Regions from separate parts of the Mus musculus genome. Here region 1 is linked to region 2. A link is a loop called in an ENCODE intact Hi-C map of the cell type or tissue named here. Cell type or tissue: heart. All regions are shown on one strand. Each heading gives the region's core, and the rest is flanking DNA. Links, peaks and the distances in the headings are about the cores only. Region 1 overlaps Susd5 (sushi domain containing 5). Region 2 holds the start of 4930520O04Rik (RIKEN cDNA 4930520O04 gene).

Evidence for each region. A loop is a pair of places that touch in the nucleus more often than their neighbours do. Peaks named below come from ENCODE experiments on the same cell type or tissue, not always from the same donor. Only the 100,000 strongest peaks of a DNase experiment are listed, where the experiment ranks them.
Region 1: it touches region 2 in a loop (15-fold over the local background); 8 of 42 quality-filtered maps call a loop at or near these places.

What each region holds. Positions count from the first base shown.
Region 1 is chr9:114,085,731-114,101,331 of GRCm38, forward strand. Susd5 (sushi domain containing 5) reads left to right here. Exons shown (of 5, transcript NM_001101510.1): 5 at 9,907-13,003. The coding sequence ends at 11,180. Among named protein-coding and RNA genes, the nearest start is that of Gm29825, 25 kb to the right of the region's middle. In heart, for the core only: no CTCF peak of the experiment used is centred there; no DNase peak of the experiment used is centred there.
Region 2 is chr9:114,362,388-114,377,988 of GRCm38, forward strand. It overlaps 4930520O04Rik (RIKEN cDNA 4930520O04 gene), which reads left to right and starts at 5,937. Exons shown (of 3, transcript NR_040383.1): 1 at 5,937-6,097; 2 at 6,602-6,676; 3 at 13,871-14,851. Crtap (cartilage associated protein) reads right to left here. Exons shown (of 7, transcript NM_019922.2): 7 at 12,744-13,195. The coding sequence ends at 13,142. It overlaps 4930525D18Rik (RIKEN cDNA 4930525D18 gene), which reads right to left and starts at 2,240. Exons shown (of 6, transcript NR_040738.1): 1 at 2,187-2,240; 2 at 1,365-1,421. In heart, for the core only: a CTCF peak has its summit at 7,201; a DNase peak (open chromatin) is centred at 5,844; H3K4me3 peaks cover 1,158 bases; H3K27ac peaks cover 952 bases.

The DNA of each region.
Region 1 (15,601 bases), core at 2,854-10,853, 280 kb before region 2:
TGAAGTGAAATAAAATGGATTTCCATTATAAATGCAATGTTTGTTAGCATAGATTTGAAAGTTGCCTGTGAAATGATTACAGACGTGCCTAGGGCCGCTCTCTCTCCTTGTTAGTTCCCAGTAACTAACGTTACAGAAGCAGACAGGTGCTGCTGTATCAACCGTCTGGCGCCCATTCTCACCCAGACTCTTAATATTTTCCAGAGGCGCTGAAGTCGCACCTTCCAGTGAGCCACACCCATCTACCAAATGGGTGGTTTACTGGCCCAGGGAGGAGGAGGAGAACTAAATGCAGGTTTTGTGTGTTTTGGAAGGTGTTTATTTTCTCACTGCAGCGAGGAGTCAGAGAGGATTCTGGTCTTCACACTTGGCTGGGTGGACAGAAGGCTACTGTTTCTCTTAAGCTAAAGACTTAGCATGTACGGTATCTGTGTCCCAGTAAGAAGCGTGTGTGTGTGTGTGTGTGTGTGTGTGTGTGTGTGTGTGTGTGGTGTCTCAGAAAACCTTCACCAAGGTCATGGTGACACATGCCTGTAACCCCAGCCCTTGGGAGCTGGGGACAAGAGGAGCAGGAGGTGAAGGCATCCTGAACGGAATAGCAAGTTCAAGGCCAGCCTAGGTCACATGAAAAGATACAGAGTAAGACTGGGGTGTCACTCAACTGGCAGTGCTGTGCTTTCCAAGCACATGTGAGGCCATGGGTTAGCTCCTCAGGGCCACACCAACTATGTGTGGTGACACACACCCATGGTCTCTGCAGGTGGGAGTCCAAGGCTGTTCTTAGGCTGCTTGGTAAATTCTGGGCTAGCCTGGGGAACATGAGATAGAAACTGTGCATGGTAGCATACATCCCCCACCCCAGCACTTGGGAGACGGAAACGAGGCTTCATCTTCAAGGTCACCTCTGCTACCCAGCAAGCTAGAGGCCAGTCTGGGCTACAAGAGAAAGTCTTTTTTTTTTTTTTTTTTTTTTTTTTTTTGAGATGGTTTCTCTGTGTAGCCCTGGCTGTCCTGGAACTCACTCTGTAGACCGGGATGGCCTCAGTCTTAAACCAAGAACTCAACACACATATGGAACTTGGGGCAGAAGTTTCCAGTGGCCTTTTGGAGTCTTAGCGCTTGCCATGGAGGTGAGGGCTAAAGGCTTTAGTTCCCAGGTTTTTTGCTTCAGCCTTTCTTGCCATCACCATCCTTTCCCCCTCTGGCCACACAGGATGTATGTATGACCTCTTCTGGAGCCAGGGGTGGGGGCCACAGGACCCCTCCATCCTAAGGACAGGTGACAACAGAGGACACAAAACAAGAATGGAGAGAGGAGGGGCTGTGAGCCATGAGAACCACAGAAACACTTTAGGAGTCATCCGGAGGTTTGTGTGACCAGGGTGGGGACCAGTCTCACTGTGCCAGTGGCAAGAAAAATGACCCAAAAGAAGGACATGGGTTTGGCATCGTCAGAACCAGACACAGCAAGGAGATCTGTGGTACCCGTGCTTACAGAGCAGAGCATCGAGGGTTTTCTGTAATTAGAGCAACGACCAGTTATAACTAGATACTGAGCACAGCAGAGAGGCACGCCAGACAAAGCTGCCAACCCAGGAACGGAAACCAACATGTGTGGATTTGGACAGGAGAATGGAAGACTGCAGAGCTAGATCCAGACCGGGCCTCTAAAGCCAATGCTACAAAACCCCAGCAACTGAGGGAGAACACAGCAGACCAGTTAGCTTGGTGGTCAGGGCTTGCAGGACCCCCACCCCCACCCCCCAGGAACACCTAAGCTAAGTCTAGGCGATAAACAGTGCTCTTTCTTTCAGGACAGCAAATGAAGACTCTGGAAGGCTGAGAGGAGTGTTCTGTCCTCAGCTCTCCTCAAGTCCTTTTGTCATTTAAATATCTTAAACAATCAATTTGTTTTTTAAATGACAAGACAGCAGAGCCCACAGTGAGTGGGGCCAGAGCAAGAGGAAGAAGAGAAGGTGGTGGGGGGCGGCAAAGAAGAAAGAAGACTTAGGGCTGGCCAGGCAGTGGTGGCTCACACCTTTAATCCCAGCACTCGGGAGGCAGAGACAGGCGGATTTCTGAGTTTGAGGCTAGCCTGGTCTACAAAGTGAGTTCCAGGACAGCCAGGGCTACACAGAAAAACCATGTCTCGAAAAAAACAACCCCCCCCCCCCAAAAAAAAAGACTTAGGGCTGATGAGATGGCTCTTGGCGTAAAACCACCAAGCCTGAGGACTGGAGTTCAATCCCCATAATCCACATGGTAGAAGGCCAGAACTGACACCCACATGTCCTCTGACCTCTACTCAAGTGCTGTCACCATCCCCTCATACACAGAAAATTAATGAATTAATTTTTTTTAATTGAGTAAGCAAAACCAGCCCTTGCCACTCCTTGGACAGCCTTCTCTGCTTGCCAGGGCCACCGTTCTGTCTTCTCTGGTTTTCATGGAGATTAAAATGTATCAATGGGGGGCACACATCTTTAATGTCAGAACTCAGGAGGCAGAGGCAGGAGGATGTCTGTGAGTGTGGGAGTCTGGGAGCGGGAAGGATGTGCCCTCGGGTCCCATCCTTACCCCCTTTGTTACCCCTTGCCTGGTACATCCCCACTCACCAAACCCACGGAATACAAGGGTCACAGCGACATCTCCTGTGAGCGTGTTTCTCAGCTTTCACTTCCTTGATTTCTACAGTCATTAAATCCACTGAGCACTTCTGTGCACATCTTCCACAAATGCCAGTTTTCTGGCTTCCCTCCTACCCCCTCATCCTCTGCTTCCCGGGCTCCATGAGGCACCCAGTGACTAGTAAATGGTTTGATTCAGTGTGTGTGTATGTGTGTGTGTGTGTACAGGTGTGTGTGTACAGATGTGTGTGTATCCGTGTGTGTACCCATGTAGGTGTGTGTACAGGTGTGTGTATCTATGTGCATTTATTTATTTATTTATTTATTTATTTATTTATTTATTTATTTATTTAGTGTGTTTATTTCCTTTGTTTAAGCTTGTTTTTTGCACTTACTGCATATTACTTGTTGATTTTGTGTGAGTGTGGGTACCATGGTACACTGTGGAGGTCAGAAGACGGCTTGCAGGAGTGGCTTGTGTCCTGCCCCCAAGTAGGACTCTCCAGGCCTGGCAGCAGAAACTGTTACCCATGAACAAGCTTGACTTTTCTCTGTCATGTTTCCCAAGGGCTTTTGTTTGTTTGGGGGATAATCTCTCCTGCTGCGCAAACTGGCCTCGAACTCATTAGGCAGCTGAGGAAGTCCTTGAACTGCAGACACCCCAGCCTGCACCTCTCACGTTCCGGGGTTCCACCATGTCTGGCTCTCTCTAGCCTTTCTTTTTAATTCCTCTGGTCTGATCAGCCATAGCCACAAGACACTCCCTCTGACTGAGTGAATAGCTGTTACCAAGCAAATATCTGTTCCAGGCCATCTCTGTACTGGGATTTATGATGATTTCTTTCTAAACCTTTGTTTAAAGCTTCGCTTACTACAACAAGACACCCATTTAAAATATAAAATTATCTGCGTTACCCAGGTGGACATATGTGTGAACACACTATCACACTCACATCACAAACCAGAACACTAAGTTTGGAGGGGCGGCTCAATGGTTAATAACATGGATCCTTCCAGAGGATCCTGGTTCAATTCCCAGCACCGACATGGAGGCTCACAACTGTCTAACTCCATCCACACAGACAAAACACTCACAAACATAAAATAAAAATATTCAAAATCAGAACAACTCCATCACCCCAACTTGGCCCTGCACCTTTCCACAAAGGGCATTTTACATATTTCACCTCATTGTGAGTGTGAATACACTAATGGCTAGCTCCAGTGTGCAGAGGGGAAAATTTGGGCCCACAAAGCTTTCTTGACTTGCTTGTGTCACATAGATAGGAGGAAAACTCACAGAGCTTGGGTTTAAAGGAGGCCTGTGACATTTCTGTGTCACCATTGAATAGGGGTACCTCTGCCAGGAACCTCAAAACTCCTAGCAGGCAGGGTCAGAAGCTAACTCCCAAACTGTCTTCTCCTTGAGTCACCCCCCCATCCCACCCCCGCTCTTACTTCGGACAGCGTTCTTTTGGTTTCTTAAATCAACCTCAGTCTCTGTTTTTCTCTTCCATTTGGGCTTCATTCTCCTCCTTGACTCAAACATGAGCCCAAAGCTGAATTTAGAATTCCCTCGTCAATATGACCATATTTGTTCAGAGGTTCATTGAGCCACTGGTTATTTCTGGCATGTCTGCATGTCTTTTTTTGTTTTTAAATGACTATTTTTAAAGGCTGTGTAAGGAGGGCAAAGAGAACCTAGGCGTAGGTTTCCCAAAAACGTGACAAGGATGGAGGGTGGTGGCAGCAGGAGAACCCTGGAGCGCTGGGTGCTTCTGGAACCCCTGACCACCTCTCCAGCAGTACTGCAGACGTGTACACAAGGTGGCTCCTGGAGCTGAGGGTGGGGTTCTGGGGAGGGAGAGAAGGAGGGTCAGAGATGCCAGCAGCATATCCTCCAGGCTAAGTAAGCCAGGGTGTTAGTTACCTGGTCTTCTGTGCTTCTCTGTGTATGCATGTATATTTGTGCGTGGATGGAGACGTGTATGCATGGGGACCAGAGGACAAGTTAGGGCGACATTCCTCATGTGCTATCTACCTTTTGAAAAAAAAAATTGTGTAGGAGTGTCTTAGTTAGGGTTTTACTGCTGTGAACAGACACCATGACCAAGGCAACTCTTGTAAGAACAACATTTAATTGGGCCTGACTTACAGGTTCGGAGGTTCAGTCCACTATCACCAAGGTGGGAACATGGTAGCATCCAGGCAGGCATGGTGCAGGAGGAGCCGAGAGTTCTCCGTCTTCATCTGAAGGCTGCTAGCAGAAGACTGGCTTCCAGGCAGCTAGAATGAGGACCAGTGTCTCCTACTCTGGTTAGTGTCAGTTCAATCATGGTTAATCTCCTGTCCCTCATGACGATGCGACTTCACTTTACAACATACTTAAGAATAAAGGATAAGGGCTGGAGAGATGGCTCAGCGGTTAAGAGCACTGACTGCTCTTCCAGAGGTCATGAGTTCCCAGCAACCAAATGGTGGCACACCATGTTATGAGATCCAGTGCCCTCTTCTGGTGTGTCTGAAAACAGTGATGGTGTACTCAAATACATAATATGAATAAATAAATCTAAAAAAATTATATAGGATAAGCCAGATATGGTGGTGCACACCTTTAATCCCAGCACTGGGGAGGCAGAGGCAGGCAGATACATCAATTTGAGGCCAGCCTGGTCTACAGGGTGATTTCTAGAAAATCCAGGGCTACACAGAGAAACCCTGTCTTGAAAAAAACATGAAAAAAACCAAAAGAATGTAGGATAAGTCACATAGAAGAAGGAGTTGAACAGTAGTTTTTCCAAGCACTGGCCCATAGACTTCAGACCAAATAAAGCTTTATAAAAACTGGCTTCTGCCTGGGTGTAATGGCTCATGACTTTGATCCCAGAGCTATGGAGGCAGAGGCAGGTGGATCTCTGAGTTTAAGGCCAGCCTGAGCTACATAATGAGGTCCAGGCCAGCCAGGGCTACATAGTAAAATCCTGCCTCAAAACACAAAATCAACAGAAAAACCCTCGGGGCCATGAGAGTGAACTTTTATTGTTTAATTAAATTACTCTGGTGCTGAGATGCCTTCTCAATATTTACATTTATATTCATCCTGACTGATGCTGCTCACAGCCTTTAGAGACACCATCTTTGTACCTGTGTGTGTACCACGTGTGTATGTGCACCACAGCATATGGGTGAAAGTCAGGGGACCACCTGTGGCAGCCACTTCCACCATGTGGACCCAAGGGGTAGAACTCAAGACATCAGGTTTAACAGCAAGAATCTGACCTGCTGAGCCATCTCCTCACCTTATTATTATTATTATTTAATTAATTAAAAGCAAATTGGACACTAAATGAAAAAAGAAAAAGAACATGACTGCTCCCTCGGTATGGTGGAGGAGGTTTATTGTAGATTATGTGGGAAAGAATAGCTAGAAGCAGGGATATCTGGGAGAGTCCAGAGTGGATATGAACAGAGCCATGTGAGGAGAGGAGTGAGGGGAAGGAAGAGCAGCGAGAGGAGAACCAGGTGCAGCATCCAGGAAGCCCAAAGATGCAGAGGGCAGTTAACCAAAATGGTTGGACTACATAGGGAAGAGCAGCCCGGCTCCCTGTCCTGGAGAGTTCAAGGTAGAGGGTGGGTCTGCCAGCCAGGAGGACCCTGTAACAGGTGCAGGGAGAAGCCAGGCAGCCAGGTCTGCTTTGATATGTTAAACAGGCATCTCAGCCATTTGTCCCAGGTTTGAAACTTAACAGACATAGAATAAAGTAACCTGTGGCGTTGTGAATCTTCTTTGCAATAAGATTTGATCTTGCTTTTTTCTGAAGAATCTGCCAGCAGTGGTCTCCTGGGAACTCTATGAAACTGACACAATGGGTGTGTGTGTGTGTGTGTGTGTGTGTGTGTGTGTGCATGCGCACCTGTATGAGTGTGCCTGTGACTCTGTATGTGTGTGTGCCTGTGTGCATTGTGAGTGTGTCTGTGACTGTGTGTGTGTGTGTGTGTGTGTGTGTGTGTGAGCGCGCACGCTCAACAATGGTGTCTTTTCAGAGGACTTGGGACAAGCCGTTCGTTCCTCATCGATTGGCAGAGGGCCAGCGCCCCCTTGTGTTTGGGGGCTGTGCTTCGGGAAATAGGTCTTCTGTTCTGAGTGGTCATGAAGCTGCTTTGGAGAGCAGTTTGGGTGTGAGCTACTTCAGACTTTTCCTCCTTCCCCATGCCAGAACAATTTACTCTTTCATTCCTTCAAAGATGCCTCTGTGAGCCAGACATGAGGATGAATATCTGTAATCCCAGCAATTTAGGAGATTATGAATTATAGACTAGCCTGGGCAACATAGCAAGACCCTGTCTCTTTAAAACAAACAAACAAACAAAAAACCAACAAAACAAAACAAAAAAATCAAGTATTTTTCAGATACTTGTGGTAGGTCTTCTTATCCTACCTTAGAGATTCAATGTCTGGATTCCTTCTTCGAGCAACCCATGGCCAGTGTTGTAGCTTTTTCTGCATAGTAAACCATCCTCTCACCCAATCCCTACTGCTTAATGCATAATCAGGGAACTCAGAGGTTAAGAGCACTGACTGCTCTTCCAGAGGACCCAGGTTCAATTCCCAGGACCTACATGGACGCTCACGACCACCTCTAACTCCAGTTCCAAAGGATCTGATGCCCTCTTTTGGCTTCTGTGAGCAGTATGCACATGATACACACACATGCATAAACAATGTAGAGCTGGCCCAGGTGTCTAATGACATAACCTCAGCACACAAGGAAGGGGTGGAGGTTAAGAGGCCCTGGAGAGAAGTTTAAGGTCAGCCTCAGCTACTTGCTAAGTTTAAGACCACCTTGGGGTATGTAGGACTGTAGGGAGTCAGAAACAGGTGGATCTCAGAGTTTAAGGCCAGCCTGGACTACAGAGTTCCAACCAGAGCTATCCTGCCTTAAAAAAAAAAAAGACAAAAGGAAGAGCAGAGAACATGTCCATCAGCAATCTTTCCATTGTGATCCATCTGTAAATGCCAATACTGGCAAACCTAACCTCTTCATTCCTGCCCAAGACTTCACCCAACATCTTTGAATATCTCTACCTGGATCCAGGACAACTGATCTGTTTCACATAACATTTACAGAAAGGTTTTGTCATCTGATCTTGTGTGTTGTGTTTTAAAGTACAGTTTAGAAATAAAACCCAGCCATTTATTCAGCAGGGTAAGACCAACTTGTAGATTTCAGGACAACTGGTTGACCTCAGTGAAGTTTACTGAGTGAAGGAGTTGGACCACAGCAGGACCCAGAATGACATGACATCCTTGGGTCATGGTCCCTTCCTTTCATGTCTCATTATTTTCATGTCCATTATTTACAACAATACATGAGACTTGCTGGTCTTTGAGCTTCTGGGGAGTCTCCTAACTGTCTCTCCCTTTGTAGAAGCACTGGAACATCACAGGCTTATGATACCCACCTGAATTTTATGTAGGCTCGGGGGATTTGAACTCATATCCTCATGCTTAAGGTGAGCGAGCACATTTGCCCACTGAACCACCCCTACCTCCTTCCACCTTTTTGTTTTGTTTTGTTTTGTTTTGTTTTGAGGCAGAGTCTCTCCCTGAATCTGGAGTCCTCTATTTTTTTAGTCTAGATGGCCAGCAAGTCTTGAGAAATCTCCCTGTCTCCAGCTCCCATTGATGAGGTTAGACATATATGGCTCTGACCCATTTTTATTTTATTTATTCAATATTTTTACATTTTATTTATAGTATGTGTGTGGGGTGAGACAGAGTTCCATATACCCCAGACTGGCCTTGAACTCCTTATATAGCTCAGGATGACCTTGAGTTTCTGATCCTCCTGCCTCCACCTCTTGAGTGTTGGGATAACGGGTGTGCATGTCTGCTTGACATGGCGCTGGGATCAAACCCAGAGCCTTGTACACTGTACCGGTTGCTGTTTGTACTTGGCTGGAATTACCTGGGAAGATGGAATTGCCTTGCAGGTTGGCCTGTGGGTCGCTGTCTTGATTGATAGCTGTCTGGGAGAGCCCAGTACACCATGGCTTTGCACTGTGTAAGAAAGTTAGCTGATCTCAGAAGACAGGGGCAGGTAAATATGAGTTTGAGGCAAGCCTGGTCTACATAGTGAGTTCCAGGTCAGCCGAGGCTGCACAGTGATACCCTGTCTCAGGAGCTGGAGTCAGGGAGATGGAGACGGAGGAGCTGGCTGAGCATGGCCTGAGAGCTCGTTGCAAGGCAGCGTTCCTTCATGGTCTCTGCTTCAGCCACTGCCTCCAGGTTCCTGCCATGATTTCCCAAAATGATGGATTGTGACCTGGAAGTGTGAGCTGACCAAGGTCACAGTATTTGTCACAGTGAACTAGGCTATGCATGCTAGCAAGCACTCTCCCAGCTGAGCTACATCCTCTGCTCCCTGACCCTCCACTTTTGAGACAGGGTCTCACTACATGGCTTAGATTCAAACTCACAGCCCTTCTGCCTCATTATCAATTGTTGGAATTACTGGCATGCACTATCATACCACATTTTTTTGTATGCTATTCTAAGTGGTAGCCTTAAAACTGTTAGTTTTCTAAAAATCTTTTTTAAAAAGTTGTTTGCTTTTCTTTTTTTAATTGGCGTTTATTGGAGTCATTTATAGGAACATGAGTGATGTAAGAGCAGCTGCACCACCATAAATCCCACCCCAGTGTGGGTGATGACTCATGAGAGGAAGTTTTTGATTTCCTGTGTCTTATAATCTCCCTTTATTCTTTTTACAATTATTATTACCTTACTTTTTTTTTTTTTTTACAGTCCAGTTGTTACCCTCCTCCTGGTCTGCTCTCCCACAGTTCCTCATCCCATTCCTCCTTCCCCCAACATCTCCAAGAGGATGCCCCCGCCACCGCCCCATCCCACGCCCCAGGCCTCCCCACTCCCTAGGGCCTCAAGTCTCTTAAGGGTTCGGCACATCTTTTCCCACTAAAGCTAGACCGCGAAGTCCTCTGCGGTATATGTGTTGGGGCCTCAGACCAGCTCATGTATGTTGCTTGGTTGGTGGAAAAAGTTGTTTTCTAGTATATAGACATATGCTTGGTTTTTCAAATATTTCAAGCTCTCATTTTAGTTATAAAGTCTGAGTGTACATTCTTCAGGGGTGACTATGATTCCCAAGTGACAGCAGTTGTTAATTCTCTTCCAGTCTCCATGGTCTGTTCCCCTTTGGGTTTTTCACACTGACTCCATGTCTTTAGGTCTAATGAAGTTTCTCCTCTTTCCCCCCAGATGAGGCCGAGGCCCACATTGACTATGAAGAAAATTTCCCTGATGACAGATCCGTGTCATTCAGGGAACTCATGGAAGACTCCCGGGCAGAGGGAGAAAAGGAAAAGGCTCAGGAAGACGCCTCTGACGAGACACCAAAACAAGATCGTCTGGTCTTCACTTCTGTCTCTAAAGAAAACATAGCCCAGGTAAAAGCCTTTGTGCCTACCACAGGCTCGCCAGGCGCTGGGGGCAGTGTGCGCACTGACTGGCCACGATCCCGCCTACACCGGAAGTACTCCCTCTGGTTTCCGGCCGAGACTTTCCACAAGCCAGAGCTGGGAAAGGATGAGGGAGATGAGACCAAAGAGCCACTTCCTGCCAGAGACAATCACAGTGAAGAGAAACCGGCCCCAGAGGAGTCTGAAACAAGGCTGGTCTATGCCACCACCTACAGCCCCTCAGAGCCATTTGTGGATAGGAATGACAGCAAGGCAGAGGACCCAGGGGTGAGCAGCAGCGACGATTCCTGGTTAGATGGCTACCCTGTGACAGATGGGGCTTGGAGGAAGGTAGAGGCTGGGCAGGAGGATGATGAGGACAAGGGGGATGGGTCAGTGGGACCGGATGAAAGTGGCCTCACGACTCCTGATAAGGAGCCGGAGAATGTCACCGTCACACCTAGTGAATCCGTGATACACAGCTCGATCAGTCCATCTCAAATGCTCGACGTAGAAGCTCTGGTTCCAGGACCCATCAATGTGTCTGAGACTGAGAGTTCCCATACCAGGGATGTTGATTCGACCAGTTCTCAATCAACCATACCCCGGAGAGTCACCACACAGCCGTCACCCAAGGTCACCTCACCCCATGAACTGGCCAGCTCCACCCAAGAGACAGTAACAACAACCCTCCAGCCGACACATAAACGTACGCCCTCGACTGATGTGGAGGCCACCCAGCCTCCAGCAGGGGTGACAGCCCCTGAGGTTCAGGATAACTTCCCTTATCTGTTGTCTGAGGACTTCTTGGGACAGGAGGGCCCTGGGCCTGGTGCAAGTGAGAAGTTTCTTCCAACCTCGGCACCGTGTGTAGGGGATGAGTGTCCCAGCTTCAGGAAAGGCCCGGTGATCGCCACTGTGGTCACCGTCCTGTGTCTACTGCTACTCCTGGTAGTCGCGGGAGCCGTGTGGGGCTACCGCCGGTGCCAGCACAAGAGCTCTGTATACAAGCTGAACGTTGGGCAGCGGCAGGCTAGACACTACCAGCAGCAGATTGAGATGGAGAAGGTGTAGCCTCTATCAGCACGGGCTCTCACAGAGCAGCTCCGAGGAAGATTAGCTGTGACTGATCACACCGATAATTCCCGGGATCTGAGTCGGATAAGGCTTCACCCTCTAGAGTTCAAATCTTTCTTCTATATGCTGAGAAGTGTCTCTGGGGGTGCCTAAAGGGTTGGTGACGTCATCACACATGTCAAGGTCTCCTCAACCAGCTGCCCTGGAATTCATTGCCCGAATCCCAGATCTCTGCTTTGACCCCATTCCAATAGAAGGCTGGGGTGTAGCTCTTTTAAAAATCACCTTTCGTTTTGTCTTTAGAGAGAGAATCACAAACTCCACACTCCAGGGCTGGCAGTGAAACCCAGTTCTTGGTTTCTCCTCTCAGGATTAACTGTTTCTCTGAACTCCAGGAAGAAGGAATGATATAGAAGCGGGGAAATGTTTGAAGAAACCCAAAGACTGCTTTATCAAAAATGGATCCTACTTGGTAGAGAGCGAATAAACATGAATATGATGTCCCTGGGCTGATCCATCCCAGCCATTGCTTATAACAGTGACCACTGAGTGGCGTCTCAACGGTGTTTCTAGACAGTCATCCAACCAGGGGCACATCACCTGGGGAGTTGTGGAAGATGTGGCTGAGCCAGCCCTGAGCTCAGTCTTCAGGTAGTTCTGATGGGTATTGATGTTAGTTGGCCTCTGTCATCTGTGGTGATCTTGGAACCCAGGAAGGCCTGGAGTCAGGGAGGAGAGAACTGTCCACGCCCTGTCTCACTTGAGATCGGCATCCCACAGCATCATGTAAAGTGTCACCTCTGGCTGACTCCAGGGTGTTAGCTCAGAAGTAAGCACACCATGGGTTTCTATCTGAATTACATTCTTGAAGGTGTGAAAGTGACAGGGCCAGCACATTTTTTTCTGAGGCACCACGGGAGTGTCTGTTTTTATATGGCACCAGAAATCCTGACCCACATTTTTGTTGGTGGTAGCTTTACAGTTGAAACACAGGTGGACGGTCTAGCAGGTATCAGGTCCTGGGGTTCAATCTCTGGGTGTGGTATGACCCTAACCCTAAAACAAAAAAGTTGGTGATGGTCTTTTACCAAAGGAAGAAAAAAGGTCTCACAATATATTTTCTGTGCTGTCACCTGCCTGATTCACGTGTTAGAAAGCAACAGGTTATTGTCAATAGCTACGGAACAGTATAATACAATACAAAATCCCATGGACCATAACTGGGTTACACGAAGGCCCAAGGGGACCAGAGAGGACACGTCTGCTCCAGAGGGAAGAGAGAGGGAAGAAAGAAGATGTTTTCTGTATGTAGCCAAAGAAGAACTCGACGGAGTAAACACAGAGACTGTACAATTTTAAATCGGATTTGAATCTCTTGTGAGATGGCATTTCTATTTTTATGACTAGTTATGTAAATAACCTTTGTCTCCATGCAGGGATGGTGTAAGTAACTAATTAAACCCAGGACACTGAATTTATACCAACACGTAAGTAGATGGTATTAATACAAATGTCTTAATAAGTTTATTATAAATTATTAACATGTGTCAATGAATCCTTCTATAGACTCGGACTGTAAAGTCAGCGCAGCGCACTAGCTCATACATTTTACCAATTTGCTGTCATCTTAATTAATATGGAAGAGCATGAGGACTGCTCGTCGGAAGGGCATACATGGGTCACTGGCTCACCAGGAACCTAAGCTGTCATTGCAAAAGCTTTCAGAATGGTAATGCTTATGAAAATGGAGAGGAGGGGGTTTCATTAATACAGAGCTTCTGATATATCTAAAATAAAGTTATTTCCCCCAACACTTGATAAATGTATTGAATTTCTACATTACTGGACCTCTTCTTAAACTTGTGAGTGCACACATGTGCTGTGTGTGCATCTGTGACTGCGTGTGGGGGTCAGAGGGCAACCTCAGGCGCTGATCCTCACCTTCCATGTCGTCTGCCACAGGGTGTCCTGTTGTCACGCCTGCATACACCAGGCTAGCTCTCCTGCCTCTGACACATATCTCTCTGTCGGAGCACTCGGGTTACAGATGTCCACTCCTGTGCCTGGCCTGATACGAGTTCTGGGGGTCAACCCCAGGTCTCACACTAAGCATCTTACACCACCTCCTGCCCCCAGCCACCTCCCCTGCACCACTAGGACTTTTAAAAAAAGTATTCACTAGTAATCCTGAAGACAATATCTTAGTGCATGTTGCGTATACACTGTGGTTCTCTCTAACCCTGACCTCAGCTTCCTTATCTCCTGCTGCAGGTTTTGTGTGTGTGGGGGGAGGGGTACAGAGCTCTCTTCCCGACCCCCTTCTCTCCTCCTTCCATCCTCATGCCAATCATAAAGGAATCTGGAGAACATGCTAGAAGTATAGAATTTGGGCCTTCTCCAGCTCTGCTGAGCCAGAACCTGCAGGGAGCATGGTGCCCTAGTAATGAGTGTGCATGATCAGGTCTGAGAGATCGCACCCAGTGATCCCTCCTCTCAGCAGTTAGACTCTCAAAGGAATAATTAAGGAGGGCTAGACAGAGCTCTGCAGATGTGCAAGCTGACAGAAGGACCAAAGGTTGGTAGGGAGCTGGCAGGGTACTTGGTGACAGCCCCAGCAATTGGGGAGCTCTGGCCTGGGGTAAGATGCAACCATGGTCCAGCCAAGACCTGGAGCAGTTGGGGATAAAGACCTGATCACCTCTCTCTGTAGTCTTTAGCACATGTGTCCTGTTGGCAACAAGAAGAGCCCAGATAGTCTATAGCATAGGTACCATAGGGATGGAGAGAGGGAGAAAGGGAGACAGGGAGACAGGGAGACAGGGAGACAGGGAGAGGGAGAGAGAGAGAAAGAAGGAGGAGGAAGAGGAAGAGAAGGAGGAGGAGGAGAAGGAGGAGGAGAAGAAGAAGAAGGAGGAGGAGGAGGAGGAAGAAGAGGAGGAGGAGGAAGAAGAAGAAGAAGAAGGAGAAGGAGAAGGAGAAGAAGAAAGAAGAAAGAAGAAAGAAAGAAGCTGTTGTCTAGCTGGGAGGGATAATGTACTCAAACAGAAACCATTAGCATCAATGTCATCTCCTTTAGTAACATCCCAACATCCCCTGATACCTCCAGGCACCAAGAGACTGTGACTCTCAAGTCTCCTGTGTTGCAGAGACACCGGGCAAGTGAAGATCTCTCAGATGCTGAAACACTAGTAAAGTACCTGGTGTACCCTCACTGATAGTGAGACCCGCCTACTCCCCCACTGGGCCGGTGCCATGGAGATCAAACAGGGCCGCCTCCCTCGCTGAAATGGGAACCATCTTGTGTAACTCATGCTCCAGGTCCCATGAGATCCAGCCACCCCTTGTCAAGCTGAGAACACATCCTTGCTCAGTCCCTCCTCACACAGGCCTGCCCACGTGCTTCAGGAATCCAGATGTAGGACTTTACCTGACACTCAAACACTCCCAGGCCACCAAGTAAGTCCAAACACAGGAACTGTAATGATACTAACCATTCTTATAGCTTATCCAACCATAGGGGAACAAAACAAAACAAACAAAAGTAGCAAAAGGGATTATTCAAGCATAGGGGTTGAACAGCACACTTGAATGACTAATAGGTCACTGAGGAAACGGAGACATAAACTGAATGCATATTATAGTAAAAGCTCTATTTTTGGTTACGGCAAAGAAAAAAATGTTTACAACTACAAATGATTCTATTTAAAAAAAAAAATCAGGGCTGGGGGCTAGAGAGACAGCCCAAAGCGGCTAAGAAGACTTGTTTGTAGAGACACAGGTTGTATTCCCTGCACCATGAGGCAGCTCACAGCTGGCTGTAACCCAGTTCAAAGGGTTCCTACACCCTCTTCTGACCTCTGTAACAGGCACTCATGTGGCTCACAGGCTGCAAGCAAAACAGTCACATATAAATAAACCTATAGAAAAATGCCTTTTAATCACAGCCGCAGAGCTATCTGAGCGGTTAAGAACAGTAGCTGCCTTTTCGGAGGGCACAGGTTCTGTTCCCAGCATGCCCAGCAGCTGACAACCTTCTGAAACTCCAATTCTAGGGGGTCTGACACCATGCTATGACCTGTACAGATATACAGGCAGAACTCATAGACATATAAAAATAATATAATTCTTTTTAAATAATTTTTTTAATTAAAGAGGAACTAAAGAAACGCTTAGCTATTGAAAGCACTCACTCTTCCTGCGGAGGACAGGAATTTGCTTGCCAGCACCCATACTGGCCCCTCACGACTCAAGACCCCCTGTGGCCTCCTCATGGATCCCCACACATAAATAAGAGTAAAAAATATTTTTTTCAAAATAAAATAAGTCCCAAATAATTTAACAATGTACCTCAATGTTTTAAAATTTTACTTATTTTTGTTGTATGTGCTTTGGTGTTTTGTCTGCAGGTATGTCTGTAT
Region 2 (15,601 bases), core at 2,779-10,778:
TAGGTGAGTGACTTCAAACACATACCCTACCTTTCTTATATCAACAGTGTCTGGGAAAAAATTCTATTGGTTGTTATTTTGTTGGTTGCAACTTTTGGACGTTCCCTATGGGTCTCCTCTTACATCAGAAACAATGCTTTTCTTGCTGACTCTGCTGTGACCAGCAACCCTGTCCCCACTCTGTTCAGTTCCCCTGCTTTTCCCAGTGGGGCAAATACAACGCTTCCCCACTGTCCCACAGGGAAGGCATGAACCAGATGATCTGGTAAGATTCAACTATGTCTTACTGGGCATGTCCCTAAACAATGTCCCATTATATATACTTCCCATTTGGTTTTTGGCTGTCCTATGAAATTTTTATGGGATTCAAGTGAGGCCAAATTTCAAGGGAAGAATACAACTGAATAAACTTAGGCACAAAATGGGAGGGAATGCAGAGAACCACATATTAGATGGTTAGGTCACATCAGGTGGCCAGTACAACCCAGTTAGCAGAATCAGTAACAAGGTAGAAAGGTTTTATGGAATACTAGGCACAAAGTACAGAGTCACCATTTTACCCAGGAAATAGGGAAGAGGCTGGGAAAGGCTGTGAATAAGAGACAGAATCAGGGTCAGACAATGTAGCCTATGAGTTGGGCTGCTGCACCTCTGTGGACACATTGATCACAAAGAGGAGTCCTTGAGTTTACACAAGGCAGAATCAATGCATCCAAAGTAGAATACAGGACAGTCAGACAGAGAGACAAACATACATACATAAATATATACATACATACATACATACATACATACATACAATACATACTTACTTACTTACTTACTTCTCAATAAAGGAAAACCTGACCCCACTGCAGGGGTTTCACAAAAGACTTTGGGGAATATACTCTCCATTGATTCATACTCTAGACAAGAGAAGACAGGTGAGAAATGTACTAAGCATGAAGTACACAAAAGTCCCAGAGAGCTCAGAGGAAAGCTGTGACACACAGGAAGACAAACTAAGGATTTCTGATGAAACAAGGCAGGAAAATGAGGTCCAGACACAGGTAGGAGGATAAAGCCAGAAAGGACACTGGAAAGAAAACACAAGTGGCCACGCCTTTTAAATCCTGGGAATATATGTGCACCCTCTGAACTAGGGATGTCTGAAAAGGAGGTCATAGCTTGACCAGAGTTCAAGTACTAGGCCAGAGTTTCCAATGCAGGTGTCAACATGTTCTTTGACACATTCACCCTACAGGTCAGTTTAGTGTGAAGAGCACAGGCTGGTAATGAGCTCACATATATCCTTCCCTCTATGCTTTTTCCCCTTCTGACACCTTCCCCATAAGACAGTATAGACTGAGAATGCAGTTACCTACCAGGAGAAACAGTGTTTGATGCTTTTCTTAGTTCCCAGTACTGTACTTCCATGGCTTCTGCAAGAAAATAGAGTGGCTCATTCACCTCTGCCTGCAGAAGATATAGCCACATTGGTTCACACCAGATTAGCTTCAACTTTCCACTGGCTCCTTGATTTCTCATGTTACAGAGGGTGCTACTGTGAGGCCAGACCACTCACTCTGCCATCTACCCATACATAGAGTGCCCTTTATAGAGAGACTTAACAGGCAAGAGAGGACCATAGAGGTGCTGTGATAAATCCTGCAGGACCAGCTGGAAGAGGATTTCCTTCTTCGGCATTATTGGGCCCCCACTTCATGACCTTTGTATTCAGGTTCATATCAGTGACTATAGAGTTGTACTCCACTGATAGTTCTATCATAAATCAACAATCAGAAGTGAACGCCAGATATCAAACAAGCATTGCACAAGGAGATCTCCTAATTACAATCAAAGGCTTGGAGCTTTGGTATCATTAGAGGCAGGGAGAATACTTTTATTTTTAAATTTATTTCAGCTGTATTGCCTGCATATGAGTGCCTGTGTACCATATGCATGCAGTGCAAATCAAGACCAGAGGAGGTCTTCAGATACGCTGGAACTGGCTTTATGGATGGATGTAAGAAGCAACGTGGGGTGCTGAGATTAGAATCTCAGTCCTCTGGTAGAGCAGTCAGTGCTCTTGCTTAAAAAGCTATTCCCCCAACTCCCCTGCCTCATCTTTAATTGCCAGTGGGGCTTGCTGTGCTTTGCTTCTATATGTTACCATTACAGCTGGAAGGAGAATCAAACCAACCTACATCTCACTGATGCCTTTCCCACTGCCTCAGCCTGGCAAGCAGAATGTACAACCCAACTGCTTCATGAGCCCCTTTCTGTTGATCTCCTCAGGGCATTCTGTTACCAGGAAAATTCTCTTTACTATCGAGAGCTTTCTGTTCTTTTTCCATATCTGTGTCTCCCACCTTGGCTAAATCTGCAAGAAAATCAGAACAGAGTGTGCCACATGAAGTCACACTGGCTTGAAATTAATCCCAGTTCTGCTTGGGATTTTCCATGGAGAGTCAATGGCAGAACCAATATCTCTCATTTAACCTTCAACCCTTCTTCCCAAAAGGGACCTGGAGTGAGGTTTCTCAGAAATGAAACACTAAGATATTTCCTGAACAAGGGAGGGATTTTAGGTACTTACAACTCTCTATCAGGGTGGAAGCCATCTGCAATTATAAGAAAGAAAGTATTGTCAGGATTAGCTTATATTATATATGTCACAATGGCCTGGCTTTCTCTGGATGATTTAGAGACCAATAGACATATATCGTATGGTGCTGCAAATGACACAGGTAAAGATGGAAAGAGTCTTTCCAACAGTGAACCTTCCAGCCCATTTATATTGCAGGCACACAATCCTTAATAGATCAGGAACAGTCATTTTGGAGGGAATTGCCTCTGTGGTTCAATTTTAATGAATATGGTGATGGCAATCACACCAGAGAGCTGGAGATCCACTGGCAAAACAGACAAATAAACAAACAATTCTCTGAATTCCACAGAGAAAACCAATTTTCAAAAAGCAACACAATTGGAATACCATTAGACCTGCATTTCTATAGAAGATGAACAAAGGCATTCTTACGGATTCTCTGGATTCTGGAACACGGATACCATGTGGGAAATCTAGGATAAAACAGAATATCTGTCAGGTTGTTAATAACTAGCGATTATAAAAGCCCCAGGGAACATTCTCAATTTGCACATGGGTATATGGAGATAGCTTGGACTGCTTTGAGTCCATTCTCCAGTGTAGAAGGATGTTCCAAAGCAAAACTACATCATCCTCTTTTTCTTGATCTCAGAGTTCTGTGAGTCACTGGGGCCGCCATTCTCTTCCCTGCCAGGGTCCACTCTGCCTCTTTTCTGTTCCTGCTCTACATCATCACTGCCTACCATGACGTCAGCAACAGCAGGCTTTGATGACATGGTTATGAGGCTGGAGTCACAGTAATTTTGAGACACTAGTTAGCTCAGATCTCCATGAAATTACTATGACGGGGTGGGGGGAGGGTATAGGGGACTTTCAGGATAGCATTTGAAATGTAAATGAAGAAAATACCTAATAAAAATTGGAAAAAGGGAAAAAAGATAAATAAAAAAACTTATTCTAAATCCAGGGAAAATTGAAGTTTTAAAAAATAAGTGAATAAAAATCTTTATGAATTCTAAAATTAATTAATTAATTAATATCACAAAGTACCCAGGAAAAGCAACTTAAGGAAGCATTTATTTTGGCTCCTGTTTTGAGGGTACAATCTACCAATTAGGAGAAAGGGTGATGGCAAAACATAGCTCACTTTGTGGCAGCAGAAGTAAGAAGCAATTGGTCACATCGCCTCCACAGTCAGGAGTGAACACTGATGCCCAGCTAGCTTTCCCTTGTTTTCAGGGTTATTCTGTCTGGGACTCCCACGCCCCAGGAGATGATGCCATCCATTTTTGGGGTGATCTCTCCCTGTTCAACTTCTCTGGAAACACCCTCCCTGTATCTCACACATACACCTGTATCTATATCCTCTATCTATGTCATTCCATATCCTACCAAGTTGACAGTGAACATTCGCCAGCCCTGTGGTAGAAACTTTAAGAAGCAGCTGACAAGGCGGTCAGGTCAGTGGAGGCGCACTCTTGAAGGAGACTCTGGAGCTCTGGTTTCTTTCTCTTTGTTTTCATTTCCTGGCCATGAGGTGAGTGCTTTTGCTCTGCTAGGCACTTCCAAAATAGCCTCCAGCCTTACCATGGGCCCAAAGCAATGGAGAGTCCAGTTATGGGCTAGAACCTTCAAACCATCAACCAAAATTTTTCTCTGACAAAAGTTGATTATCTAAATCAGAGGTTCTCACCCTTCCCCGTTCTGCAGCCTTTTGATACAGTTCCTCAGGTTGTAGGGCTCCTCCAACCATAAAATTATCTTCACTGCTAATTCATAATTTCCTAGTTATACGTCATAATGTAAATATTTTTGTAGCTATAGGTTTGTCAATGGCGTCTCCACTCACAGGTTGAGAACCACTGATCTGAATTCTCTTGTTATTGTGATGAAAGCTAACACGTAAGATCAAAAATACATACTAGAAATCATTTTGAAGAAAGCATTCATCTAATGACCTTAAAAAGCTAATACTGTGGCTATGGAGATGGCTCAACAAAGCGTTGGCTTTGCAAGCCCAGGGACTCCAGATTGATTCCCATAGCCACATAAAGATGATGTTAAATGTGGCTGGCCCATGCTTATAATTTCTGAGCTGGAAGGCAGAAACAGAAAGATCTCCTAGACTTGTGCTCAGCCAGTCTAGCCTGATTCCTGAGCTCCAGATCAGTAAGAGGCCCTATCTCAAAGGGAATAAATGGTGCTCCTGAGGATAACACCTAAGGCCTTCAGCCTCTGCATGCACGTGTGTACCTGAGCACATAGATGTAAAGAGAACCAAATTAAGACCACAGGCTTGAAATGTAGCCCAGAGGCACAGTCCTTAACCAGATTCTGTGACAAGCTTTTACCATATGTCATTCTATTCCCTACCTTCTATCTATGGCAAACCTTATGTGATGTTCTTACCCAAACGGCTTTTATTCACTTACTATCATTACTACTGCATGTGTGCATGATGTGTGTGTTGACCTGCATGCCACGGTGCACATATGGTGATCAGAGGACAGCTCTGTGGAGTGTATTCTCCCTTCCATCTCTACATGCGTTTCAGGGATTGAACTGAGTTCGCCTCATTTTCATGGCAAGCACCCTTATCCAGTGAGTCATCTCACTAGCCCTGTTTGCAGTAATTCTGAAATTCTGTCTGGTCAGAGTTGATGGAAGTTTCTTACTGATTGCTTCGGGAAGGTCAAAGACTTTGGTGTGGGGCTGGTAAGATGGCTCAGCGGGTAAGAGCACTGACTGCTCTCCCAAAGGTCCTGAATTCAAATCCCAGCACAAAATAAATCAATCTTGCCGTAAAATAAATAAAGGCCAATTGGTGGCTTTTGACCTGCTGCCTCCTCTGTGAAGCAGAATGACTTCTGAGGATACTGACAGTATAATTGTCCCCAAAGTCTGGTAGTGGGATGGGTGGGGCTGGGTTGGAGGTTGGACCTGGCTGGGCGCCCAAGCAGGCATTGGATAGGGAGCACCGGACAGCGTGGCTCTCTGCAGACCAGCGGCGTCCCCAGAGTGCACGAAGGATAAACGCGTGGCTTTTCCGTTTCACCGGTGTAGTTCTGTCCTCCAAGGTCCCTTCGGCAGAGCGGCTGCCACCCGGGTTAGACTTGGGGTGAGGTCAAGGCCACTCCAGGCCGCCAACCGTCTCGAAGCAGGTGGTACAACGCCTCCAACTGCGGCAGTTCCTTTGAATTTTGACGCCACTCCCACTCCACGTAGGGCTAAGCTGCCTGCCAGACTCGGAAGAAACCGGTGGCGGCGAGCCAGCGGGAGCGCGCGCAGCAACGGACAGGAACGCGGCAGGCGGGCGGCGCGCACCTCCCCCGGAAAGGCCGGGAAGAAAAGACCCACAGCTTTTCCACGCGGTGCTTCAGGAACGGCCGCGCCCCCACGTGCTCTCGGGTGCAATCCGTAACAGAAGGAAGGAAGGACAGCCTCGCTCTGACTGCACCCTAAACTATAAAGGGACCTGCGCGGAAAGCTGAGGGTTCTCTTTGCGCTGTAGGTTACTCTTTTAGGCGACCTGGTGACCAAGCAAAATGTGGGGTTACAGAGTAAATTTAGATGCTCCGGTTCTGCGGAGCAGCCCTCCGCACTTGAGCTTAGGGTACCGGTGTAAACTACCTGGGAGAAGTGCGCAGCAGCAAAAGAGATTTCAGGATTGGAGCCTAGGCCCTGGGGAGATTGGGACTGGGCAGCTTGGCTGAAGGCTGCGTGCGTTCTGGTTCCTCAGTCCCAGTTTGGGTGGGTTCTTACACAGCGGGGTTTGCAGAAAAATATGCAAGGCCTTTTGTGCTGTTTGGAAGGTACTGGTGACACCTAAGTGACATCGGATTATATGCACATGAACCCTTTCACAGGGACCATGGCGTCATCATTCTTAACATCATCAAAGCAGTTGCAAAAAGATACCAAGGTAAGGGAGATACAGCTTAGTTTCCTAATTGAAGTATTAGAGCAATAGGAAGTGGTGTGTGATGCTTAAAATGTGTTTCTTTTCATTAGATGAAGGGGTGCCCAAAGCATCCGAGAGAACTCGTCACAGAAAATAACTTGATTAAAACCTGACTCTTTTAAAAGGTATGTATGAAATCTAGATTGACATTTTTGCCAGCATACATTTTTACTGTTGTGAGATGAGAATCAGCTTCCCGGAAATGTGTTCTGAAATAGTCCTGGCCAAACACTGCAGCTTCTCCTACTCTGGCCTTTTTAATTTGGAGTAGCTGTAGTGAATGCATGGTGTATAAGTTGATTGTACAAACAGTTGTGAGACATACCGGGTCTGAACAGTGATGAACTATATCCCGAAGATGATGACCTGAAGACAGATACAGCTTCTGAGAGAAGACCATCGTGTTTAAGTGAAGTAGTAGTCTTGTTTGTCATGTTTCCCAAGGGCTTTTGTTTGTTTGGGGGATAATCTCTCCTGCTGCGCAAACTGGCCTCGAACTCATTAGGCAGCTGAGGAAGTCCTTGAACTGCAGACACCCCAGCCTGCCCCTCTCACGTTCCGGGGTTCCACCATGTCTGGCTCTCTCTAGCCTTTCTTTTTAATTCCTCTGGTCTGATCAGCCATAGCCACAAGACACTCCCTCTGTAGGGCACTGAGTGAATAGCTGTTACCAAGCAAATATCTGTTCCAGGCCATCTCTGTACTGACCATATTTGTTCAGAGGTTCATTGAGCCACTGGTTATTTCTGGCATGTCTGCATGTCTTTTTTTTTTTAATGACTATTTTTAAAGGCTGTGTAAGGAGGGCAAAGAGAACCTAGGCATAGGTTTTCCAAAAACGTGACAAGGATGGAGGGTGGTGGCGGCAGGAGAACCCTGGAGCGCTGGGTGCTTCTGGACATCAGCTCCTGACCACCTCTCCAGCAGCACTGCAGAAGTGTACACAAGGTGGCTCCTGAAGCTGAGGGTGGGGTTCTGGGGGGGGGGGAGAGAAGGAGGGTCAGAGATGCCAGCAGCATATCCTCCAGGCTAAGTAAGCCAGGGTGTTAGTTACCTGGTCTTCTGTGCTTCTCTGTGTATGCATGTATATTTGTTCGTGGATGGAGACCTGTGTGCATGGGGACCAGAGGACAAGTTAGGGCGACATTCCTCATGTGCTACCTACCGTTTGAAAAAAAAATTGTGTATGAGTGTCTTAGTTAGGGTTTTACTGCTGTGAACAGACACCGTGACCAAGGCAACTCTTGTAAGAACAACATTTAATTGGGCCTGGCTTACAGGCTCGGAGGTTCAGTCCACTATCACCAAGGTGGGAACATGGTAGCATCCAGGCAGGCATGGTGCAGGAGGAGCCGAGAGTTCTCCATCTTCATCTGAAGGCTGCTAGCAGAAGACTGGCTTCCAGGCAGCTAGAATGAGGACCAGTGTCTCCTACTCTGGATAGTGTCAGTTCAATCATGGTTAATCTCCTGTCCCTCATGACGATGCGACTTCACTTTACGACATACTTAAGAATATAGGATAAGGGCTGGAGAGATGGCTCAGCGGTTAAGAGCACTGACTTCTCTTCCAGAGGTCATGAGTTCAATTCCCAGCAACCACATGGTGGCTCACAACCATCTGTAATAGGATCCAGTGCCCTCTTCTGGTGTGTCTGAAAACAGTGATGGTGTACTCAAATACATAAAATGAATAAATAAATCATAAGATATATTTATAGGATAAGCCAGATATAGTGGTACACACCTTTAATCCCAGCATTGGGGAGGCAGAGACAGGCAGATACATGAATTCGAGGCCAGCCTTCTACAGGGTGAGTTCCAGAAAAGCCAGGGCTACATAGTAAAATCCTGCCTCAAAACACAAAATCAAAATAAAAACCCTCGGGGCCATGAGAGTGAACTTTTATTGTTTAATTAAATTACTCTGGTGCTGAGATGCCTTCTCAATATTTACATTTATATTCATCCTGACTGATGCTGCTCACAGCCTTTAGAGACACCTTCTTTGTACCTGTGTGTGTACCACGTGTGTATGTACACCACAGCATATGGGTGGAAGTCAGGGGACCACCTGTGGCAGCCACTTCCTTCTTTCCACCATGTGGACCCAAGGGGTAGAACTCAAGACATCAGGTTTAACAGCAAGAATCTGACTTGCTGAGCCATCTCCTCACCTTATTATTATTATTATTTAATTAATTAAAAGCAAATTGGACACTAAATGAAAAAAGAAAAAGAACATGACTGCTCCCTCGGTATGGTGGAGGAGGTTTATTGTAGATTATGTGGAAAAGAATAGCTAGAAGCAGGGATATCTGGGAGAGTCCAGAGTGGATATGAACAGAGCCATGTGAGGAGAGGAGTGAGGGGAAGGAAGAGCAGCGAGAGGAAAACCAGGTGCAGCATCCAGGAAGCCCAAAGATGCAGAGGGCAGTTAACCAAAATGGTTGGACCACATAGGGAAGAGCAGCCCAGCTCCCTGTCCTGGAGAGTTCAAGGTAGAGGGTGGGTCTGCCAGCCAGGAGGACCCTGTAACAGGTGCAGGGAGAAGCCAGGCAGCCAGGTCTGCTTTGATATGTTAAACAGGCATCTCAGCCATTTGTCCCAGGTTTGAAACATAACAGACATAGAATAAAGTAACCCGTGACGTTGTGAATCTTCTTTGCAATAAGATTTAATTTCAGTGAAAAATCACCTCTCTGCTTTTTCTGTAGAATCTCCCAGCAGCAGTGGTCTCCTGGGCACTCTTAAGAAACTGACACAATGGGGACGTGTCTCTGTGTGTGTGTGTGTGTGTGTGTGTGTGTGTGTGTGTATGCCTGTGTGCATGTGTGTGTGCGCCTATGACTCTGTGTGTGTGTGTATGTGCATGTGTGAGTGTGCCTGTGACTCTGTGTGTGTGTGTGTGTGTGTGTGTGTGTGTGTGTGTGTGTGCACTCAACAATGGTGTCTTTTCAGAGGACTTGGGACAAGCCATTCGTTCCTCATCGCTTGGCAGAGGGCCAGCGCCCCCTTGTGTTTGGGGGCTGTGCTTCGGGAAATAGGTCTTCTGTTCTGAGTGGTCATGAAGCTGCTTTGGAGAGCAGTTTGGGTGTGAGCTACTTCAGACTTTTCCTCCTTCCCCATGCCAGAACAATTTACTCTTTCATTCCTTCAAAGATGCCTCTGTGAGCCAGACATGAGGATGAATATCTGTAATCCCAGCAATTTAGGAGATTATGAATTATAGACTAGCCTGGGCAACATAGCAAGACCCTGTCTCTTAAAAAAAAAAATCAAGTATTTTTCAGATACTTGTGGTAGGTCTTCTTATCCTACCTTAGAGATTCAAGGTCTGGATTCCTTCTTCGAGCAACCCATGGCCAGTGTTGTAGCTTTTTCTGCATAGTAAACCATCCTCTCACCCAGTCCCTACTGCTTAACCCATAATCAGGGAACTCAGTGGTTAAGAGCACTGACTGCTCTTCCAGAGGACCCAGGTTCAATTCCCAGGACCTACATGGACGCTCACGACCACCTCTAACTCCAGTTCCAAAGGATCTGATGCCCTCTTTGGCTTCTGTGAGCAGTATACACATGACACACACACATGCATAAACGATGTAGAGCTGGCCCAGGTGTCTAATGACATAACCTCAGCACACAAGGAAGGGGTGGAGGTTAAGAGGCTCTGGAGAGAAGTTTAAGGTCAGCCTCAGCTACTTGCTAAGTTTAAGACCACCTTGGGGTATGTAGGCTGTAGGGAGTCAGAAACAGGTGGATCTCGGAGTTTAAGGCCAGCCTGGACTACAGAGTTCCAACCAGAGCTACAGAGACCCTGCCTTTAAAAAAAAAAAAAGACAAAAGGAAGAGCAGAGAACATGTCCATCAGCAATCTTTCCATCGTGGTCCATCAGTAAATGCCAATAGTAGCAAACCTAACCTCTTCATTCCTGCCCAAGACTTCACCCAACATCTTTGAATATCTCTACCTGGATCCAGGACAACTGATCTGTTTCACATAACATTTACAGAAAGGTTTTGTCATCTGATCTTGTGTATTGTGTTTTAAAGTACAGTTTAGAAATAAAACCCAGCCATTTATTCAGCAGGGTGAGTAACACCAACTTGTAGATTTCAGGACAACTGGTTGACCTCAGTGAAGTTTACTGAGTGAAGGAGTTGGAACACAGCAGGACCCAGAATGACATGACATCCTTGGGCCATGGTCCCTGCCTTTCATGTCTCATTATTTTCCTACAACAATACATGAGACTTGCTGGTCTTTGAGCTTCTGGGGAGTCTCCTGTCTGTCTCTCCCTTTGTAGGAGCACTGGAACATCACAGGCTTATGATACCCACCTGGGTTTTATGTAGGCTCGGGGGATTTGAACTCATATCCTCATGGCTTGAAGGTGAGCGAGCACATTTGCCCACTGAACCACCCCTACCTCATTCCACCTTTTTGTTTTGTTTTGTTTTAAGGCAGAGTCTCTCCCCAAATCTGGAGTCCTCTATTTTTTTAGTCTAGCTGGCCAGCAAGTCTTGGGGAATCTCCCTGTCCCCAGCTCCCATTGATGAGGTTAGACATATATGGCTCTGACCCATTTTTTATTTTATTTATTCAATATGTTTACGTTTTATTTATAGTATGTGTGTGGGGGGAAACAGAGTTCCATATACCCAAGACTGGCCTTGAACTCTTTATATAGCTCAGGATGACCTTGAGTTTCTGATCCTCCTGCCTCCACCTCTTGAGTGTTGGGATAACGGGTGTGCACGTCTGCTTGACATGGCGCTGGGATCAAACCCAGAGCCTTGTACACTGTACCGGTTGCTGTTTGTACTTGGCAAGCAGGTGAAGGAGCAAGAGCGAGACTCCCTTCTTCCATTGTCCTTATATGGTCTCCAGCAGAAGGTGTAGCCCAGATTAAAGGTGTGTTCCACCACACCTTTAATCCCAGATGACCTTGAACTCAGAGATCTCCCTGTCTTAATCTTCTGGAATCTGTAGCCACTATGCCTCAAGATCTCCATACCAAGATCCAGATCAGAAACTTCTATCTCCCAGCCTCCAGATAAGGGTCACTGGTGAGCCTTCCAATTCTGGATTGCAGTTCATTCCACATATAGTCAAGGTGACAACCAGGAATAGCCACTACAGCATCCTACACCTAGGACACCGCGGTTCCTACAAACACATGAGCATCCCTCTTCCTGCAGACTCCAAGCTGTGAGGACAGGGCGGGTGGTTAACATCAAAGGCCAACATCCAGAATCACCCAAGACTTGAGACTCCAGGCCTGAGACGGGGTTCCTAGGTTTCCTTACCTGAGGTGGGAAAGCCCACGGTAAATGCAGCTAGGCCTGTCTAGGGGCTGGATCCCAGATGGAATAGAGAGAAGTGAGCCTATCGCCAGCGTTCTACTTCCTGCCTACAGATAGATGCTCCAGCAGCCATGACCTCCCTCCATCATGAACTTAAGCTGCTGTGACTCCTGCCACCATGACGTCCCCTCCCAAACCCACCCTGCACCACTTCTCACCAACCTCCCATCTCCGTGACCTCCCACCCCCACTGTGACATCCCACCAGTGTGAACTCCCACCACCCACCACCACCGTGATCTCCTGCCCCCACCGTGACCTCCCTCCCCAACTGTGACCTCCTGACCCCACTGTGACCCCCCACCTCCATGATCTCATGTCTCCACTGTGACTTCCCGCTGACATCATTTCATGATGGAGTCCGCCCTCTTACTGAGAGTCAGACAAACCCTTCCGAAGTCGCTTGTGTCAAGTATTCTGTTGCAGCTCCCAGACCAGGAACTAACAGAAGCAGCTTTTCCTTTGGTGACTCCACATGGGACCACTGCTGTCAGTCAAATGCCTAAGGTGGAACAGGAACCCCACAGTCCTTAGGAGAATAAAGAAAGCTAAATCCACCCCTGGCCTGTATCATTTCTAACCCTGAGACTTATAACCGGGTACTGTTCACATTAAATGACATTGTAACCCCTGGTGTATTCTGAGGACTCCAAGGAACTGAGCAGAGGCCACCTTCAGTTGTTGTGAGCAAGATGGAGCTCAGGTCAGGCCAAGTGAACCAAGTGAAGGTGACCCTGAGGCCCCGACCTCAGCCTTTATCTTCTGCCACCTTTTGTCCTTAACAAGTGGCATAAAGGAGAGGAACGTCTGGAAGGACGGAGAGACCAAAGAAATTCTCCAAATATATTTATCATCTTTTAGTGTTTTTCTTACTTAAAAAATAATACTGATTTTTCTTCAGGGATGAGAAAGCAGACCACAGAAGACTGTCTTTCTGAACATGGGGGAGACACATGGGATCAGAGGGGAGACGAACGTGACTTTGAGGAGGACAGACTAGATGACGGGAACACATGTGTGAAGGGAAAGACAGGCATGAAGACGTGTAACCATGAAGACAAGCGTGAATACTGAGTGTGAACAAGGGGAAGTCAGGCTTGACCTTGGTAGGGAGAGATGGTGGCTTCCTTCTTACTTTAAGAAGAAAAGGCTGTGAGGTATCAACAACCCAGGCACTTGAAGAAAGAGGAACTCGGAAGAGAGGTTCCTTAGCCCCTGTGGACTAGGCAGACTCTTCCGTCTCCAACAAGTCGTCCACATACTCCACAACCTCTCCCTGTAAGAGATGGCAGACACCTCAGTTAGGCAGGCCACAGGGCACAAGAGGCATCAGAGACAGGAAGAGAGTTTCCCAGAGGCCACCAATGGCTGTCTGCTCAGGCCCAAGCAAGTTCCCTCACTGGCTTAGAACCCAGAGGGAGCTGTTGTCTCTCTCCCTGAAAATGGAGCCTTATCTCCTACCCCATGTGACCTCAGCGTCAAGCAGCCTGCCACCTCACAGATGACCAGTGTCACGTAGGTGGTCTAGCTACCACCCTGAAGGGCTCCACAGGGTTCTCTGCACTGGGCCCCTCTCCATCTTCCTCCTGGCCCCTTGATTCTGCCTCAGAAACACTCTCCACCCTGAGCAGCCAGCCCCCCACACTTCCCAAGCCACCACAGCCATGTGGGAATGTTGCTATGTTAGGGACCAGCTCTGACAGCAGCATCCCTGGGACTCTCTCCAGTGAGACCCCAACCTAAGGTGCAGGCCTATGCATTCATTAATAATCCCTTATTAACACAGCCCTGGGGATTAAACCCAGGGCTTTGTGCATGCCAGGTAAATGCTATACCACTGAAGTATACCCCGAGGCCCCCACTTTTTCACTTGCACAGAACTTTGATATCCAGTGGTGTTCACAGTTATGTTTGCTCCTAATTCATAAAAGGCTGTCACTTTCTTCCTCAGTGGCCATGCGGACCAGGACGGTGAACACTTCCCTGACCATGTCTTACTCAGAGCCTTAAGAAGAGTTGGAGGTGGAGCGGAGCTGTGGGGAGGGGCCCAGTGTCTCTCAGAACTTCTCATCCTCCGGGCTTCCCTAGGATGCAATGGGTCAGAGCTCCCAGATCTCTTATGCCTCCAAACACATTGATTCCCCCCAACTTTTTTACAACGGATTTCCCAGTTCCTACCAATCTCATCTCTCTAAGTAAATAAGAAGGGGTTTCTACTGATGGCTTTCCCATGGCCCGGCTTCATGCTGCTCCTGTCAGGATGGATCAGGAAAGGAGCTGGACCTGAAGATGAATCTACCATACAGTAGGTAGAGGCACGTGACAAGCACGCGCCAAGTCCTAAGCTGATGCCCGCTATCAGAATTAACTGGGTGTGGTGGTGCGTGTTTGTAATGCCACACTTGAGAGGTCCCAGCAGGATGGCCAGAACTTCAGCTCAGCTACAGTGCAAGCTGGAGGCCAACCTGTGCTACATGAGACGCTGTCTAAATGACAAAACACATCAAACAGACAAACAAAAGGGCTAAGGTTGGCTAAGGGAGATCGAGTCAGAAAACCAGCTTGCATGGAGAATGCGCTCCTGGAAGCAAGGATATCGTTTACAGCCATAAAATGATAATAACCTGGTAGGAAAACGGGGTGGGATTTATAAGTGTCTTCAACATGCAGAACGAGTAAAACTCACTACACTTCTCAAAAATGGCAGTGTGGGGACCTTTGAGAGGGGCTCAGTGGGTGAAGGAGTTTGCTATGGAGCCAAATGACCTGAGTTCAAGCCCCACCACCCACAAGGTAGAAGGAAAGGAACAACTCCCGCAAGCTGTCTTCTGACCTCCGTGGTGGTACTATAGCACGCCTTTGCCCCTACCCCACACAAATAAGAAAACAACAAACAAATAAACAAATAAATATAAATAAAACCAAAGAAAGGACATGGTGAGACACACCTAGCATTCTATTGCTTTAGAGTTGGGGCAGGAAAGAGGGCAGATAAGGCTAACCTGGGCTACATGCCAAGACCTTATCTCCAAAGAAGGGGGTGGGGAGAGCTGGGGAGACGGGTCCATGGGAAAGTGTCTGGCCCTCAAGCCTGAGGACGTGTGTGTGTGTGTGTGTGTGTGTGTGTGTGTGCGCGCGCGCGCGCGCACAGCACCAAAGCATAGTAGCACACGCCTGTCACCTCAACCCTGAGGAAGAGGACAGAGAAAGGAGGCTCCTGAGAGCTCACTGCAGTCAGTCTAGCCAAATAAATAAACTCCAGGTTCTGTAAGAGACTCCACTGTAAAAACATGGTGGAGGGGTCAGTGGGTAAAGTGGTTGCCCTGTAAGTCTGGTGGCCTGAATTCAATCCCTGAAACCCACAAAAAGGGGGGAAGCAGAGACTGACTCCACAGGGCTGTCCTGGGACAAGCGCCCCCAGTCCATCCCGTTCTCTCTCTCTCTCTCTCTCTGTCTCTCTCTCACACACACACACACACACACACACACACACAATCTGATGCATACTCCAAACACATTTCCCCCACAGGAGAAGCATCGGTCTAGCCTGGGCTTCCAGCTCTGTGCTTTTCCACACCAGAACACTGGCGTCCATTAAAACCCCAACAGCAGCTGTGTCCTCGAGGGCCCCTTCTGTTTCCCATTGGAGGGGGTACCCAGCCTTGAAGTGACTCTAGCAGAG